Regions from separate parts of the Homo sapiens genome. Here region 2 is linked to region 1. A link is a contact called in ENCODE Hi-C or POLR2A ChIA-PET data. All regions are on one chromosome and are shown on one strand. Each heading gives the region's core, a stretch centred on a gene start or an enhancer-like site at or near the end of the contact. The rest is flanking DNA. Distances are from core to core; before and after follow the strand shown. Region 1 holds the start of PAPPA-AS2 (PAPPA antisense RNA 2). Region 2 overlaps ASTN2 (astrotactin 2).

Region 1 (4,134 bases), core at 1-2,500:
TACCCCTCTTTCAGGGTGGTTGAGTTTCAACCATTGTTAAGAAATTGTTTTGGAACACTTCAGAGCTCTGGAGAGATGAAAAATTCTTTTCTGTTGTATTCAGAATAGCTTATTCAATTGGGGCTGGTGTCTCTCTTGGTCCTAACTCTGTTTCTCTGTTGTTCAGGGACTTGGGAGCAATGTCATTCATTGCCGGAAAGATGGCACCTGGAACGGCTCCTTCCATGTCTGCCAGGAGATGCAAGGCCAGTGCTCGGTTCCAAACGAGCTCAACAGCAACCTCAAACTGCAGTGCCCTGATGGCTATGCCATAGGTATGATGGGCCCGAGAGGGGAGCAGTAGGAGGGGCAATTCCTTCCAGCAATGCAGGGCTAATGCCTGGGTGGGTCATTGAACACCCTGGCCACATGAGTTCCTGCGTAGGCACTACAGAAAGAGAGATGAATTAGTGTAGACCATGTCCTCCCAGAAAGAGGGTCAGGGACAGGGATATGGTGACACAATGGTGGGTGAGTGTGCACAGTTACAACAGAATACAGAAAAGCTGTCAGGTGCCTGGTGGGGACACAGAAGACTCCCACAGGAAGGGATGCTTACTTGGGGATTTGAAAAAGCTTGTCGGGGAAGAAATGCTATTGCAGGCAGAAGAAACTCTGTGGCTGAGGAGCAGGAGTTATGAAAGCACACATCACATTTAGGGAAGCAATAGCAGTCTGGTGCAGCTTCTTTTATTATTAATCTTGAAATTTGCATCATACTAAACATTCATGAGTACCTGATATAGTTCAGGCCCTTCATCAAGCACTTGAAAGGCATTATATCTTATCCTCACAATAACCTTTAACAGATGAGGGAATCAAAACTTGAGGGGATAATGGAACATGCTCCCAAATCCTGAGACCCATCCTATTCCAAAGTCTGACTTCTTTCCATGGCATCTCAGCTGCATCCAAGATGAGCATAAACTGCATTTTCAAAATACTCTTTGCATGGTGACAGGCCAGCTCGAGAAATACACACAGTGAGAAGAGACAAGCTGGGATTGTATGCCAGGGATTTGCCTCGTTGAAACCAGGTGTCTGGACACATGCATTAATCACCAGCACCACAGCTTTCCGGGGTACTCAGAGTGCATGGAGTGTGACCTCATTTAAGGGCAGTGATGCTGACCTTTTGGGCTGATTCCCTAATTGACCATGATGAAAAGCCTAGGGAACTGAACATCCTTTCTCCTGGCCAATATGATTTATAGAGCAATCACCAGGGGTGTCTGGTGTAGAAGGTTATCTGAATGTGCATAGAGCCAACATGATCTTCATCCAGCAAACAGAGAGTTATCACTGCATGTCCAGAAGCAAGGCCTGTGTGGTTGGAGAGGGAAGGTTCATGGGGACTGTCCATCCTTTTTTGAAGATGAAAACACATGCCCTCAGATAGCAGAAGTTCTTCACTGTAACTTACAGTGGGAATCAGCACTCTTGTGTTTAGCCCAGGACACTGGCTCCTGCATGGGTCAGAAAACACCAAAACACATGATTGCTCTCGCTGATGGTTTGGAAGGTACTTTAAGATCTTATACAGCCACCAATTCATGAGATGCTGACCAGGAGTGTTGCAGAGAGATGGGATCTTATAGGACCTGCTAATATAGGCATTCTAGAAGGTTGGGCAACAAGTATTGCCATGGTGAGCAGCATGGGCTGCACCATCCCAAGGCCAACACTTTCTCCTTTCCATCATTCCTGATAGGTGTGCGTGGTCCTGAACAAGTATGTCTGTGATGGGGTCCCAACCTCCAGCTCAATCAGAATATGCAAGTGAATATTCATTCATACTCTTAACTGGCATTGAGTGGCTCTGTGAGAAAAAGCCTAATTAAGTGACCTTTAGGGAAAACCTACAGAAACAAATTTGCTGCATATCTATACCCACTGACACATTCAAATACATTCACACGTGCATACATAAACGCATGCCACATGCTGAAATGCTTCATAAACAAACAGCCCCAAACACACACATCATATAGTAAGCTCATGCCTAACACCTACACATCAGCCAAATACCACACAAATGCATCACTCTCACAAACACATACACACACAGGTAGCACATAAACCTATACACAGCACTCACATGCAATACATACAAATCTCATACTTCAACAAACACAAACACATTTTATGTCCCAAAACATATCAAACACACAGAAAGACGCACAAAAGGCAAACAAACCTCACAGACGCATTTACATATTTTATTCAGATGTCTCAACTGTACGCAAATGAGTACGATACCTGGCTGTCTTCTCTCCATCAGAACAGTGGAGAAAGAGGGGAAGGGGTGGGAGGGTGGTATTTCTTTACCCACTGAGTGTTTTCATGGTCAAAGCAGAAAGGGAAAGAAATCTATATGATATTGCAGCCTGAATTAACTCCTTTCCTGTACCCCAAGTCCCCACGGCTGGCACCCAGATGTCCATCTTATAAATGTGATAATCCAGGGCAGATGATGAGTGCATAGGGACACTGGAGGAGATCAGAGAGAAAAAGCCACATAGGGAGACAGGAAGACTGAGGGTGAGAATGAGAAACAAGGCAGGAGAGCAGTTTTTGCTCATCCACTCCTCAGCCCCAGCTGTATCCTCGCTTTCCTCCAAATGCGCCTGACTTCCACCTCCCAGGCTGAGCCCTTCCCTGAGGAGAATCCACTTTGCCAAGGAGAGGGATTTGATCACTGGCCTTATAAGCAGGGGTGAGATATGTGTCGGGCTTGGGGGCTGGAGGGCACATTCTGGAGTCACCCAGACCAGCTCCCCCTGCGTGCCTCCCCCAGGCCACCTGGGGAGGCTTCTGTGGCAGTTATGAGCCCTCAGAAAGTTGCTGCTGCTGCCACCAGGGCTGCCACCCTCCCCGCGCCTCCCGGGAAGGAGACGCGGAGGCCTGGTGAGATCACCACTCTGTAAGGATGCCAATAATGGCTCATATATCACAACACAGCAGCCTGGTCCTAAAGCCCCAGAGCTGGGGTAGGGGAGGAGAGCCTGGGGGAGGGAGACGCGGAGAAAGAGAAATTAAGACATGACCGCTGCATAGGACAGCAAGTGTCTCCTGTTTTGACAACCGTTTTTTTTTTTTTTTCCTCTCTTGGGATAAGATAGCCTTTGTCTATTTCTCAGAGGCTGCATTTTTTTTTTTCAAAAGGATTTTATTATCACAGCCTTGTCTCATCTTTGCTCCCTAAAAACTCCTTTAGAACTGGTCTCATGATAAAGCACACTCCATAAGCAGTTTCTCTGACTGCTTAGGGATTTTTGCTCCTTATTCTCATCACTCATCATTTTTGTCTGTGTTATCCCCATTTCTTGTCTCTCCTCTGGCCTCTCACCATCTCTCCTGTTTCGATGGCTGCCTCCTTCTCTCCTCTCTCTGTGTGGCTGCACTGTTATCGATTGTGGGGCCTGGAATTAGAGATGTGGCTCTCTCCTCACCAGCTTTGTGCCCTGAGCTTTGTGCCTTTTGGCTCTCCAACCTGTGAAACGGGTGTCATGTACATATGTATATTTGGAAGGGGGCCTCTGAAATAGCTAATACATACATATGTATATTTGGAAGGGGGGACTTTAAAATAGCTAATAGAATAGGATATTTAAAGAAAAGAGTTGACTTGCTCCTAGTGTTTGGAGGGTGGTTTCGATACTAAGAGAAATGGCCTCTTTCAGGCCTAGTCAGATTCTGACAGGTTGTTTCTTTGCCCACATGAATAAATGCCTCTTTGGGGTACTGAGTACTTTCCATGGACTAGGCTTGATTTTTCAGATGACCTCAGGATGTGTGAGGTCAGGGTAGAGAATGAATGAGCTGAATTACAGTCAACTTGCCAACCCACAGCCTGGAAGTCAACTGTCTTCACCCAAAAGTTCCTGGACCAAGGGCTTCTATGTAGTAGCCCTATCTCTATTAGTCATTTACCCCTTCTTTGACTCATTACCTGATTTTTTTTATTCCTTTATCCATTTAATCCATAACTCACTCATTCACTTATCCATTTATGTACTTACTTCTTCCTTCATACGACACCTAAATGCATATTCATCAGTCAGTCATCATGCCATTCATTTATCCATTAATCCA
Region 2 (4,134 bases), core at 700-3,199, 210 kb after region 1:
AACCCTTTCTCTCTTATTGTATAAGTTTTAAATTTTATATCTCTATCACCTATTGTTCTACAGGTTTTAACATGAGGGCTTTTAGTCTCTTTTTTTTTTTGAGACAGAATCTCACTCGGTCGCCCCGGCTCCAGGCTGGAGTGCAGTGGCATCATCTCGGCTCACTGCAAGCTCCGCCTCCCAGGTTCATGCCTTTCTCCTGCCTCAGCCTCTCGAGTAGCTGGGACTACCGGCGCCCGCCACCATGCCCGGCTAATTTTTTTTGTATTTTTAGTACAGACGGGGTTTCACCGTGTTAGCCAGGATGGTCTTGATCTCCTGACCTCGTGATCCACCCGCCTTGGCCTCCCAAAGTGCTGGGATTACAGGCGTGAGCCACCGCGCCCGGCTGAGTCTGTTATTTCTATATCCCAGCACCCTGCATTGATCTGGGCCAGGATGGTTGCTTGAGAAAGTGTGCTCATCTGAATCTGTTTCACTCAAAATCCTGTGATTCCAAGTAAGTTTTATTTGTTTAGTTACATAATAAGCAACCTTTGCTGAATCCTGTACCATCCTGACCTGTCCTGTCTTTTCTGGCAGAACAAGCTCTGTTAGGATCACTCACATGTTCTCCTTTTATTTTTTAAAAAAGGTATATTTTTAAAAGGAAGAAGGAGATACATCCTGAGAGTTTTGGTAATTGTTTCTTTGCAACATTTGCTGCCTAGAGAAAGTCAGATATGAACAGTAAGACACTCACAGGTCAGGATTAAATGAGATGGGGAAGATTGGAGCTGATCTCCCTGGAGATGAAATGGAAGCTGCAAGGACTCAGATATGATTCGGTGCCACTGCCCCAGATGAGACTGAGGCACAATCCCTGGCCCCACGCTGGTGGTTTCCTCTCCCTGGGGCACCATCAGCTCCTACTGTAGCCATCAAGTCTATGTGGTTTCCCCAAGGGAGCCACCTGAAATCACCTTGTTCTTTGCTATCATGACCGAGGCAGAGAGGGGAAAGAGACCAAGCTGAGCACTCAATCTGGACTCCAGCCCTCCTTCCCTGGGTCTTCTCACTTTTCTTCTATTCTGTCTCTTTTTCCATCTTTCACAACCCTTTCTCTTTCCCTATTTCTGGCCTCTCCCTCTTTTCTCTTTTAGAAACATTTACTGAATTACAAGTGCTTTTGATCCATGTGGAGTTATGTCCATACGGTGAGTGTGAGTATTTGGTGTGTGCTGTGCTGTGGGTGCTACGTGAGTGGATGCCATCTAATGTGTCTGTGTCTGTTTGTGCTGGGTGGATCCATGTGGCACACGGTATGTATATCTTTACAGTATGCCTGTGGGAAGGTGGCTATGTTTACGCATCTGTGTGCCTGTGCTGTTTATCTATGATACGCCTCTTGAGGCATCTGTCATGTGTTGAGTACAAGCTGTGTGTTGTCTGTGCGTGGCATGCTATCCCCATGGTGTGTAACTTTGTATGTGTTGTGGATCTACTGTATGTGTCTGTGTGCTTCCCGTGTGTGTGTGACCGTGTCTCTTTGTTATCTGCCTTTCGTTGGCTGCACATAGCTTGAATGTCCCTGTTGGGTGATGTGCTCACATGCATGTTTATATGTGTTGGTATCTGTGTGTTGCCTTTGTTTTTGTTTAGCTGGCTGAGGTGACTGCATTGTGTATACCTGTATGGGATGGATTGCATTCATTTGTGAGTCTGCACCCTATATGATTTCTCTAAATCCCCTGGCTGCATGCTGTGTCTGTGTGGGGTATGTTGCATTTGTTGTTTGTAGGTACAACTGCATATTCTGTGTGTTCCCCTGTGTCTCTGCCTCTGTGAAATGTGTCTGTGTGTTTTCCCTGCCAGCTCCTCCTCCCCTTCGGGTGCCCCAGCCTCTCTCCCTGCCTTCTCCTCCCCAGGCTGTGACCACTCTCAGCTGACACCTCCGCTGCTCTGGCAACCCAAGAACAGCCTGGAGAAAGGTCAGCTGGCCGCCTTCCCCAGGGCCTGCCTGGATCCTTGGACCCCAGTGTTGCGTGGTGTGGGAGCGCCCTCTGTTGGCTGTATGGGCCATGAACACCACTGGAAACAGACTTCCTCTTTCCCTTGCTGCTCACCCCTGAGACTTCCAGCCTTCTTAATAAGGGACTTTAGGAGAGGAATGGGTAGGGTCGCCTATAATTTGCCGTTGAAAGCGAGATGTTTTGGAGAATGAAAGAGGGTGTGAATAAGTGCACTGAGATACTGAGTATTCGGCAGATGCGTCTTAAGCAGATGGTGAGGAAGGCTTCCCTGACCGCCTACTTGGGTCTCAGCCCCATGGGCATAAGCCAACAAAATGTGTGCTAGCCCTCACTGGTGAAAGGGTCAGCTATTCCCAATTTATGTTTGAGGAAGTCAGAATCTCAAATCTATGCTTACCCAATGACTTCACGCTTTCCCTTGGGAATAATTTCCCAAGACCCCAATTTCCCCTTTGCAGCAGGGACCCAAGGTGGAGACCCAAGGGTTCCAGTTCCAGAAAGAGGGAGGACTGAAATGTTTCTAGGGGATTTAACAGAAAGAGGTCAAAGGCACTCTTGTGAGAAGAAAGGGAATAGTTATAGAGGTACCCAGGACTTGTAATGCCCCAGGTGCGTGACTCTGACAGCCTCAAGAGGAAGAGAAAGGTGCTGTGTGCACACATGTGGGTACATGCGTGCACACATGTGGGTACATGCACACACACACACACACACACATATATACACACACACACATCAGGAGGCAGAACATCCAACAGCCTGCATGGCTAATATCGTGGGGTTTGAGAATATACACATTTACTATTTCCTGCGTTATAGAAGAAACACAACCAAAGGCACCATTTTATGCAAAAACATGAGTTTTCATTGCATTCCTTGTGCTGGTGATTAAAGAAGAGGCTCTGATAAGCAATGGCTATTCTTTAACTCAGGATGACAGCTCCAGGTGAACCAAAAGACCACTTGGCCCAATTGGTCGAAAGTGTGTTCTTCAGAACATTACCTCCCATGAGACATTAATAGTTATTTGAAGGTGTGGCCAAATAAATTTGAAAAATACAGGATTAAATAAAGTTAAACAGATTTTTTTTCTCATGGGATATCTCAGAGCCTTTAATATGATAATGTCTTATGAATTTCTAAGAAAGGAGGAGACTGTACTCAGCATTTCACAAAAGATATGAATAATGGATTTTTTTTCCAGAATGTTATGGGACAAAATTCTAAATTTACACATGGGCAAAGCAAGACCCCAAGTAGCATAATTCAGTTATTATTAAATAACTATTTACTACAAGAATCATGTTTTTTGTTTGTTTGCTTTTGCTTTTGTGTGTTTGTTTTAGTTAATCTCTTTGGATCTTGTACTAACCTACACAGGTAGGTACTATGTTATCATGTTAAATGACAGATGAGAAGAGAGACTCAGAGAAGTGAAGTGGTTTGTCCCAAGTTATGGCATTGGTCAGTGACAGCAACACTCAATACCAGGCACCTCTCTATAAACCATATACAACTTCCACTTTGCCAACTCCTGTGAGTATGATTTTATAGAAAGTATAAAATGTGGCAGTTGTCCCCAAAGCCATACGTTGTACTTAGAATTGTTTTTAAAATCATATAAAAAAGAGAAACATGGTATAAAAAATGTGGACAAGAAGTGGCATTGTACATCCAAGGTGAGAGGACTGAGTGAGACCTGGGAGAATCGGGGAAAACTTCCCAGGGGAAGTGAATTTTAGCTATGCTTTGAAGGATAGAGGAAGCTTAGTTAGATCAAAGGTCAGCAACTTTTAAATATGAAGTAGCTGGTAGTAAATATTTTCTGCCTTGTGAGCCACACAGTCTCTGTTGCAAGTGCTTGACATTGCCATGTAGTGTGAAAACAGCCATAGATAATATGTAAATAAAAGGACATGGCTGTGTTCCAATAAAACTTTATCTACAAAACAGACAGCCAGCCCATGGGTCCTAACTTGCCAAGCCTTAAGTAAGAAGGAAAAAGGTAGGAAATGTGGCCTTTTTTGGCTACAGGAATCACTTTTTAAAAGATAGTGAGCAGTATACTCAAAGGCCAGTGCCAGGCCCCAGACCTGCTCATAACTGTTCCCTTTCTGTCTCC

What was found. Hi-C counts contacts between places; a loop is a spot of excess contacts on that map. ChIA-PET counts read pairs that join two places held with the same protein, here RNA polymerase II (POLR2A). Pooled maps may share reads with other maps.
Region 2: a map of Caco-2 shows a loop between it and region 1 (4-fold over the local background). The contact joins the enhancer-like site here to the promoter of PAPPA-AS2 in region 1. A Hi-C loop is called at or near these places in 9 of 168 maps with a recorded cell type or tissue (Caco-2, IMR-90, MCF 10A and 6 more), 1 of 37 single-sample maps with no recorded cell type and 12 of 50 pooled maps. POLR2A ChIA-PET finds 5 or more read pairs at or near these places in 2 of 52 experiments (AG04450 and activated T-cell).

Annotation. Positions count from the first base shown.
Region 1 is chr9:116,362,426-116,366,559 of GRCh38, forward strand. PAPPA-AS2 (PAPPA antisense RNA 2) reads right to left here and starts at 1,251. Exons shown (of 6, transcript NR_170222.1): 1 at 1,172-1,251. It overlaps PAPPA (pappalysin 1), which reads left to right. Exons shown (of 22, transcript NM_002581.5): 18 at 167-314.
Region 2 is chr9:116,570,307-116,574,440 of GRCh38, forward strand. The region is part of intron 19 of ASTN2 (astrotactin 2); the gene reads right to left. Among named protein-coding and RNA genes, the nearest start is that of ASTN2-AS1, 68 kb to the left of the region's middle. Within about 2 kb of position 1,950, at least 2 of the 41 ENCODE cell types and tissues checked have a DNase peak (open chromatin) inside an H3K27ac peak, as active enhancers do.